Linked DNA regions of Homo sapiens: region 1 is linked to region 2. A link is a contact called in ENCODE Hi-C or POLR2A ChIA-PET data. All regions are on one chromosome and are shown on one strand. Each heading gives the region's core, a stretch centred on a gene start or an enhancer-like site at or near the end of the contact. The rest is flanking DNA. Distances are from core to core; before and after follow the strand shown.

Region 1 (4,907 bases), core at 157-2,656, 540 kb before region 2:
AGAGATGGGGTTTCACCGTGTTAGCCAGGATGGTCTCGATCTCCTGACCTCATGATCCGCCCGCCTCGGCCTCCCAAAGTGTTGGGATTACAGGCGTGAGCCGCGCCCGGCCTTTTTTTGTTTGTTTTTGTTTTGAGACGCTCTGTTGCCTAGGCTGGAGGGCAATGGCGTGGTCTCGGCTCACTGTGATCTCCGCCTCAAGCAATTCTCCTGCCTCAGCCTCCCGAGTAGCTAGGATTACAGGCATGCACCACCACACCCGGGTAATTTTTGTATTTTTAGTAGGGACGGGGTTTCACCATGGCCAGCCTGGTCTCGAACTCCTTACCTCAGGTGATTCTTCCGCCTTGGCCTTCCAACGTGCTGGGATTACAGGCGTGAGCCACCACACCCGGCCTGCCTTTACGTATACTTTTTGAGTGCTTCCCTTTTCACTTTGTTTTTCTTCCATTTCCTTTTCCCCAAGAGAAGAATAAAAGGATTTTTGTAAACTTTTTTTATTTTTATTTTGGGACGGAGTCTTTGGTCTGTCGCCCAGGCTGGAGTGCAATGGCGCGATTTCGGCTCACTGCGACCTCCGCCTCCCAGGTTCAAGCGATTCTCCTGTCCCAGCTTTCCGAGTAGCTGGGATTACAGGCACAGCGCCACCAGGCCCAGCTAATTTTTGTATTTTTAGTAGAGACGGGGTTTTGCCATGTTGGCCAGGCTGGTCTCGAACTCCTGACCTCAGGTGATCCGCCAGCCTCGGCCTCTGAAAGTGCTGGGATTACAGGCGTGAGCCACCGCGCCCGGCCTTTTGTAAACTGTTAAGTCCATTTTTTCTGAGGAAAAGTGACTAATTTTTAAGGGATAAAGCAGTGAAAGTAGGCTGAGGTCACGGGGCACGAAGGGAAGAAAAGGTTGGGAGCGAAAAGAACTCTAGTGGCGGACAGTAGTGGGCAGGACCAGCTGACATCCAAGAGAAGCCCTGACCTGAGAGATCGATCTGGCCTCCGGGAGTGGAGACAGAGGTACCGCCTGGGTGGGAGCCGGAACGGATTCGATTCCAACAGGCTGAGAAAGGAGAATGTCCCCGTAAAGGAGCTAGGCCTGAAATAAGGGGTGTGGCCGTAGCTGGATGGAAGAGTGAGGGAGGAGTAGAAGCGTGGCCTAGACCAGCAGCAAAAGAGGGCGGGCCCAGGGCCGCCCGAGGCGTGGTCCCAGGGCCGGGCTGGGCGAGTCAGAGGCTCGGGAAGGGGCGTGGATCCCCGGAGGCGGTCCCCGGGTTGCAGTGAGGGAAGTGGGCCGGGAGGAGAGATGGGCGGTGAAGAGGCCCGGCCCTGCCAGGGAGGCGGGCGGATCCGTGGCAGTGACCAGAAGGGGCCGGAAGGGGGTGGCCGCCGGCCGGGCCCCGCCCTGGGGCCGCCTCCCCGCGGGTTCCGTTGGCTGTGGCGGCAGCTGACGCTTGTGGCGGCGGTGGCTTCGGGGTGGGCGTAAGATGGCGACAGCAGCGCAGGGACCCCTAAGCTTGCTGTGGGGCTGGCTGTGGAGCGAGCGCTTCTGGCTACCCGAGAACGTGAGCTGGGCTGATCTGGAGGGGCCGGCCGACGGCTACGGTTACCCCCGCGGCCGGCACATCCTCTCGGTGTTCCCGCTGGCGGCGGGCATCTTCTTCGTGAGGCTGCTCTTCGAGCGGTGAGAGCCCGGGAGCGAGCGGCTCGGGGGCCGGGCGCGGGCCGGGGGCGCCCCGCTGTGGGAAGGGCCGAGGGCCGGAAGCAGAACTGCAAGGAAAGCCCGGAAGCAGGGGCTGGGGGAGCTTGGGCCGCGGCGGGTGATGCTAGGCGCGTGGGCGAGGTGGTAGCCTAGATGGAGAAGGAGTTTGGGGCGTGGGCAAGAGAAAGAGTGAGGGTCTAGGGGAATGCTGGGCCCCTTCAATGTTAGATCCGGAGTTGGATTGGGGGGGTCATATAGGCCTCCTCCCAACCTCCAAGGGTCCTACAGATGAGGAAACAGGTTCAGTGTGAGCTCTGGCAGAGGCCCCGAAGAGAGGGATAGGAAGGGGCCAGGAGAACCAGAGCTAGTTGTGACCATGGAAGCCGAGGGGTCAACGCAAGGGCCAGACGTTCCAAGGGAAAGGAATGGACTCATCAGACTCTTAAGATTTGTTAGGACGCTTGAGTTTCCGAGAATTGGGGGGAACAGGATTAGTTTGGCCCTAAGAGTTGGTTTGGTATGTCAACTCATGCACGTTTGTTGGTAGGAGGGTAGAAATCTGGTTGGGATAGGGTGTGGTGGAGCCCTAGGCTTCCAAAGTAATGGAAAGATGTCAGATTAGTTGCAGAACAGGCCTTGGGGCCTGAAATGGAAGGAGGAGTGTGTTCGAAGGGATGGAGGAGAGCCACAGGGCTTTATCAGAGGACAGCTATATTGAGCCAGATTCTTTTTTCTTTTCTTTTTTTTTTTTTTTTTTTTGAGACAGAGTTTCGCTCTTGTTGCCCAGGCTGGCGTGCAATGGCACGATCTCGGCTTACCGCGACCTCCGCCTCCCCTGTTGAAGCGATTCTCCTGCCTCAGCCTCCCGAGTAGCTGGAATTACAGGCACGCGCCACCACGCCCGGCTACTTTTTGTATTTTTAGTAGAGACGGGGTTTCGCCATGTTGGCCAGGCTGGTCTGTAACTCCTGACCTCAAGTGATCCGCCCGCCTCTGCCTCCCAAAGTGCTGGGATTACAGGCGTGAGCCACCGCACCCGGCCTTGAGCCAGCTTCTAAATGAGTTTAGCAGAATTGCAGTATACTTTGTTCAACCACATGATTTCACCTTTAAGTGAATGGATCATATGTTTGTCCAAGATAAAGATATTCACTGAGGCTTTGGTGTGTGATATTATAATGTGAATTTATACCTGTGGGTGATTTTGATCAAGTCTACTCAGACTCCAAGAAAGGAGACATGTTTCTGCCATAGGCCTCAGGTAATGAGGGTGGTTCTTGGACATCTGTTCGTTTTGCCTTTATCCAAGCATAAATGATTGTAATGCAGGAATGCCCTTTCTAGGATGGGAATATGTTGCAGGTGAAATAATCTGTTAATTTCTGAAAGATAGCATCTGTTTGGGATTGCTTCTTTGATTTGCCTACTGTTTTTGACTCAAGTCTTTCAAAATCTTGTGTTCTATTTAGCTAGTCACGCATCCATTTATTCGTAGTATTTGTGCATCATCATCATCAAAATGCTCTGCCAGACGTTCAAGTGCAAAAATAAAGATGCTTAAGTGAAGCAAATGAAACCCAAAGATCTAAATGGCTTTCCTTGGCCCTCAGGAACTTAGTGTAGCAAGGTTTTTTTTTTTTTCTTTTTCTTTTTCTTTTTTTTTTGAGACGGAGTCTCGCTCTGTCGCCCAGGCTGGAGTGCAGTGGCGCGATCTCAGCTCACTGCAAGCTCCGCCTCTCGGGTTCACGCCATTCTCCTGCTTCAGTCTCCCGAGTAGCTGAAACTACAGGCGCCCGCCACCATGTCCGGCTAATTTTTTGTATTTTTAGTAGAGACGGGGATTCACCGTCTTAGCCAGGAAGGTCTCGATCTCCTGACCTCGTAATACGCCTGCCTCGGCCTCCCAAAGTGCTGGGATTACAAGCGTGAACCGCCGCGCCCGGCCTTGTTTTGTCTTTTTACGTGTAATCGTTGTAGTTAGTCATCCTGGAGTGGAGGCACAAACTGCTTGTCTGTCTTTGGAATAAACTAGATCCAGGTACTCTCTTCCATAGTCTCTGTATATGAGGGCCAAAAAAAAAAAGGAGGAAGGCAATGTAATCACTACAAAGGAAAATACACAAGTCAGGACAAATTTTTTTTTAAAAGGTGATTTTCATAGAAAAACATCTCTGCTTTTCATATAAATATGTGCCAATATGGAAATTTCCCCATGTTAGTGGTAAGAGGAAATAGTTTTGTTGCTTATAAACACCCATTTTATATAAACTTACGTATCTCTTGAGATTCCAAAGTGTTCCCTCAGATGGCTGAAGACATATATCCCCTGGCAGAGCTGCTGGAAGGGATCCTTTACCTGTGGGAATTCTATCTGAGTGTTTCTATGGTGCTCCAGTGTCAGAGGAGTACAGGTGGATGGGAATACTGAGCTGAAAGCATTCTAGTATGATAATTCTTGGCTAGTAAAGACAGGCACCTTGTTTGTCTCATGTTTGCTCTTAGGAAAGTTTAACCCTAGAAGCACTCTTGCTATTTTGTTTCTTTTAAGACCCATTACCTCAGTAATATAATTCACTGCTGACTTGCCAATTCCTCTTTTACCGTTCTGGTCTTCCATAAAGAAAATAGACCACTCCACTCTTATTGTTGTTTTTGAGACAGGGTCTCAGCCTCACCCAGGCTGGACTGCAGTGGCACGAAGCTCACTCCAGCCTCGACCTCTTTGGCTCAAGCAATCCTCCTACCTCAGCCTCCCAAGTAGCCAGGACCATAGGTGCACACCACTATGCCCAGCTAATTAAAAAAAAAAAAAAAAATTGGGAGAGCGGGGCATGGTGGCTCACACCTGTAATCCCAGCACTTTGGGAGGCCGAGGCAGGGAGATCACTTGAGGCCAGGAGTTCGAGACCAGCCTGGCCAACATGGTGAAACCCCATCTCTACTAAAAATATAAAAATTAGCTGGGCATAGTGGTACATGCCTGTAATCCCAGCTACTCAGGAGGCTGAGGCATGAGAATTGCTTGAGTTGGAGAGGCAGAGGTTGCAGTGAGCCAAGATCACACTGTTGCACTCCAGCCTGGGCTGCAGAGGAAAACTCTGTCTCAAAAAAAAAAAAAAAAATTGTAGAGGCTGGGCATGGTGGCTCATGCCTGTAATCCCAGCACTTTGGGAGGCCGAGGAGGGCAGATCACTTGAGCCTAGGAGTTTGAGACC
Region 2 (4,728 bases), core at 1,666-4,165:
ACATACACACACTCCTACCTGTGTCCCTTCAGGATAAATGATGCACTACTTTGCAGAGTGACATGCTACTCTGTGAATGTTTGCTGGGTGTTTCATGTGGGACTGCTTGTCTCCCACTCATGTGGGGATTTCCCTACATTCAGGGATTGAGTTTTCTCCTTTTATACCTCCCCCAAGTGTTTAGTCAGGGCCCTGCACACAAAGTGCTGTGATAAAATGCAGTCTCATCTCTAACCTTATTAGATTTTTGCATACTGGAATATCCTAAAATGCACTTTGAAAACAGTGTATACACGTGTGCATATGTACATCTGTATAAATTCTCTGACATACAGGCTGTGACAGAGAGAGGTAGCTTGGCAGAAGTCTTTGTGGCTTGGAAAAAGGAAATTGGATTGAAATGTTGGCATGAGAAAACCTAATAAAGCTAACTGTATACAGTCATCTTCAACTTGGGATGAAGACCTCTGGCCAGGATTCAGACACTGGCCTATTCTGGACAGTTCCCCACAGAGGACAGAACAATGGAATAAACATAAACTACTACAGAACTTCCAAAGCCCTTCCTTCGCTGAGCTTCCCGTGTTGTGTCCCTGCTTTCCTGAAACACCCCGTCCCTCTCCTACCTGCTGCAGTGCCATAAAACTTTGGGTCTTATTTTATTTCTGGGTGAGAATATGAAGACATTAACTAGTGACAGGGAAGGATATAGAAATGGTTGCTGAAAGAGAAGCAGATCCTGTGTCTTCCCTGGAACAAAAACACATTTGTGGGCTGAGAGATGATGAAGAGACACTTGATCATCTGATCATCATATGTTCACCTGGGCCAGTGAGGGGCCACCCCTTTCCCACCACCAAAGATGCAATCAATACTTCTGGGACTTCACATCTAAGGGGCATCTCAGAACTTAGCACTCAGAAGAATAAAAGGAGAAAAGGACAAGAATGGAGAGGCAGTAGGAAAAAAAACAGAAAGAGGGAATGATAACAGCTAATAGCTAATATTTACTGAGCACTTATTATGAGCCAGATACTGTGTCAAACACTCATTTAATCCTGGCAACCATCTCAGAGGTTATTATTCCCATTTTACAGATAAAGAAACTGAGGTTCAGAGATTAAGTAACCTGACCAAGGTTCCAAGACATTAAATGGGAGAGGCAGGTTTGGAATCCAAGCAGTCTGACTCCAAAGCCTGTGCTTTCAACCAGTTCACAAAGCTGCCTCCCAGCAAGGATGATGGCGCCACAGATGATACTGCTTACATTCAGATACATTTCCTTTTTTCTTTTTTAACCCCAATCCTTACACAATCCAGAAATCCTCAGCGAGCCAGGTGTTCCCAAGGTCTGCTTGGTCTGACTCATTCCCACTTCCTGAAGATGAAGGCTGGGAGGCACATCTCTCAGAAAGTGGTAGCCATCATCAAAAAAAAGGCTGAGAGACCAGCTGGTTACCCTGTGATCTACCTGCGGCCCTTCTTCAGCTGCCCCAAACAGCACCTGCCCTTCCGTTTCAAAGACCATCCTAGTTTCCAACTTTCCTGGACCAGCCCTACTCTTCCTCTTGCTCCCCAAAGATCTGCCTTACTAGAAAGTATCTTCCTGTTGCTTTTTTTTTTTTTTTTTGAGACAGAGCTTCGCTCTTGTTGCCCAGACTGGAGTGCAATGGCGCGATCTCAGCTCACCACAACCTCTGCCTCCCGGGTTCAAGTGATTCTTCTGCCTCAGCCTCCAGAGTAGCTGGGATTACAGGCATGGGCCACCACGCCTAATTTTGTATTTTTAGTAAAGACAGGGTTTCTCCATGTTGGTCAGGCTGGTCTCCAACTCCTGACCTCAGGTGATTCGCCCGCCTCGGCCTCCCAAAGTGCTGGGATTACAGGCATGAGCCACCGCGCCCGGCCCCTGTTGCTTCTTTCTGATCCTGCCATCTCATCACTCTCCCTCTGAAGAAGCGAATGTTACTTTTGGTCTCCATCATTGTGGAGTTAGGTTTCAACCTCCTCCTCTCCTTAGAGTTCTTCCATCCCTCCAACAGGATAAGGCTAGCCAGCCCCAGCCCGGCAGGCTTTCTGTCTACCATCCCCCCGCACCCGTGGGGATTTCTCCAGCCCCAGCCCAAGGCCTCGCCTCCATCTTCATCCTTTCCTTTGCTTCCCTACCAAACCCATTCTCCTAAACTTCCTCCTCAAAAACCTATTCATTTAGACCCTGGAAGAGATCTGGGATTTAATTTTCATGCATTTCCTTTTTAAAAAAATTGATGGGAAATCTGAGGCCCAAAGAAAGGTAGTGACTTGCCCAAGGTCACACAGAGTCGTTAGTTTGTTGATGGCCTGGGCTGGGAGCCCCTTTCTTCAGAGGCCCCCTCTCCACCTCAGGAGACAAGCTCTTGCAAATGCAGGAAGGTGAAGCAGGGAGTCCCCAAGTGGTCTGAGGAGCACCCAGGCTTCCAAAGGGAACGGGCGCTGGGGCTGGGGGAAGGGCATGTCGCACACCAAATATCCCAGGAGGGGAAACTGGTCCCCACCTGTCCCCTGGTCCCCTCAGTCCCCTCATCTCCGCCCTCTCTCTTCTTTCCCGATCTTTCTCCGCGAACCCACCCCCACCTCTCCCAATCCCACTCTTCACCCAGTCCCGCCACTCTCGCACCTTTCGCCCCCGGCCAGGCTCCATCATGGCCTCCCCCGCCCCTTCGCCCCCAGTCCCCGCCCCCATCCCCCCTCCCGGGCTCTCTTCCCTCACCCTTGGCCTCCCTCGCCCTCCCCGGGGTCCCAGCTATCCCCAGCGGCCTCCCCGCCCCATCGGCCACGGCCCGGGCCGCAGGGGGCGCTGTGGGACCGCCCCGAGCCCCTCCACCCCCGCGCGGGGATGTTACCATGCCAGAGCCTCCGAGCAGCTGGGCCGGCTCAGCCCACCCGCCAGTAAGAGCCGCTCTGATTGGCCAGGCCGCAGCCGGGAGGGCGGGGCCGGCGGGGGGTCGCACCCCTTCGTGGCCGGGGCTCCGGTGGCTCCCGCCGGCGAGCGGGGCCCCAACCGGCCCGGTGTGTTCGGTCCCGGCCCCGCCCCCCCGGCACGGAGAACCAGGCCCCGCCCCCGCGCCGCCGCGTCCCGGGTCCGCCCCCCGGGGGGCGGGGCACGCCTGCTCCCGCCTCTGACTGACGGTCGGGGGCCGGCGCCTCTGCCTCTCCCCGCTGCCTGCGTCCTGGCTTCGCAGTCGCCGGCGCTCCAGGAGCCGAAGCGTTCACGCAGTGTGTAGGGTGCCTTTGCGCTGCACAGCGAATTTAATTTGCTGTGTAGCTCTTTTACAGTACTTTTAAGTTAGTTAACTCCAGAACTATTTGTTGAGCACCTGTGAGGTGGCAGGGTCTGTCTCAGGGACTGAGCACACAGCAGCTTGGAAAAAAAAAAAAAAAAAGACAAATCCCCGAAATCACGCCCTTGTGGGGCGTACACGTGCTTCTCGCGTGACCCTGAAGTTCACTTTTGGGACCTGGCTCCCACTGAGCGCTGAACTCATGAGAGCAGGGCCCACTCTTTGACAGAAGTTAAAAATGTGAGGTACATGCTTGCTGTGCGGCTGAGGAAACTGTAACCTGGAGCTCTGCGGGGAATGCGCTGAAGGCCTTGGGGCTGGAGAGTGACAGGCCCCAGGCACACGGGTGCAGAAAGGCGCTGACCGCCAGCCTGCAAAGCCCCGCAAAAGGCGCTTCCTGTTCCCTTTATTCCCCCCTCACCTGAGCCGGGACTCGCGTGATGCCGTGCTAGGTTCCTGAGAGCCAAAGAACTCCGGAGAGGTAGAAAAACTCCTGACACGAAGAGTTAGAGGTGACACCTGGGAGGAAAAGGAAGTGGGATTCACCCTTGTGGGCTGCTGTAGAGAGAAAATGCTTTGTGGTTTAATCAAAATGATACCCACATGGTCTCAAATGAAGGCCCAGCTCTGCGGTTTTCTTTTCTTATTTGAGGCAGCGTATTGATCTGTCACCCAGGCTGGAGTGCAGTGGCACAATCAGGGTTCACTGCAGCCTCAGCCTCCTGGTCTCAACCGGTCCTTCTCCCTCAGCCTCCGAGTAGCTGGGACTACAGGCGTGTGCCACAACGCCCGGCTAATTTTGTAACTTTTTGGAGACGACGTCTCCCTGTACTGCCCACGCTGGGTCCTGTGGTTTTCAAACTTTTGGGGGAGGTGGGGTGAGGAGACTGGCGCGCGGCCCGCAGCCGCCGCCGCGGCAGGAGAGGGGAATGGAGGGGGCGGGCGGGGGGAGGAGGACGGACCACCGGCGGCCTCTCCACCGCTCCCACCTTCCCCCGGGGGCTGCCGCGATGCCAGCGCAGCTGGGGCGATTTTCAAACTATTATTGAGATCTCTAAGTATAGCAGAAGTGGTCCAGAGGTTCCGTGAACTTTCATGAATTGCATTTTTATTTTTTAAATGCTTTTCTTTTCTTTAATGAAATATTTCTTAGAACATGTACACACATATAGAATCGAATAATTGTACCAGATTTGTTAAGACAAACAGCAGAGCCCTGCCCCCATCGTCTTCCCCTCTCTGGAGGCAACGTTTTCACCTCTTTTAGCTGTTTCTTCTGGCATTTACCTTCACATCTCCGGCCTTCCCCCAGCTGCAGCCCTCCCCACAGGGCAAGGGGTCCAAGGGGATTTGCCCATGCAAAGCACACTTGCCCAGGATTAGACCATATTCTGAATACCTAGGACCC

Evidence for each region. A loop is a pair of places that touch in the nucleus more often than their neighbours do. ChIA-PET counts read pairs that join two places held with the same protein, here RNA polymerase II (POLR2A). Pooled maps may share reads with other maps.
Region 1: a loop to region 2 is called in a pooled map, with 10 times the contacts of the local background. The contact joins the promoter of CERS5 here to the promoter of PRPF40B in region 2. A Hi-C loop is called at or near these places in 1 of 37 single-sample maps with no recorded cell type and 8 of 50 pooled maps. POLR2A ChIA-PET finds 5 or more read pairs at or near these places in 1 of 52 experiments (activated B cell).

The regions. Positions count from the first base shown.
Region 1 is chr12:50,163,868-50,168,774 of GRCh38, reverse strand. It overlaps CERS5 (ceramide synthase 5), which reads left to right and starts at 1,406. Exons shown (of 10, transcript NM_147190.5): 1 at 1,406-1,674. The coding sequence starts at 1,478. LOC124902931 (a long non-coding RNA gene) reads right to left here. Exons shown (of 2, transcript XR_007063304.1): 2 at 3,152-3,749. RefSeq lists enhancers at 57-818, 870-1,029, 1,920-2,059 and silencers at 1,130-1,529, 1,630-1,779.
Region 2 is chr12:49,621,748-49,626,475 of GRCh38, reverse strand. PRPF40B (pre-mRNA processing factor 40B) reads right to left here and starts at 2,915. Exons shown (of 26, transcript NM_001031698.3): 1 at 2,883-2,915. The coding sequence starts at 2,885. It also overlaps a transcript of FAM186B not described here. RefSeq lists silencers at 2,700-3,199, 4,060-4,109 and an enhancer at 3,780-3,869.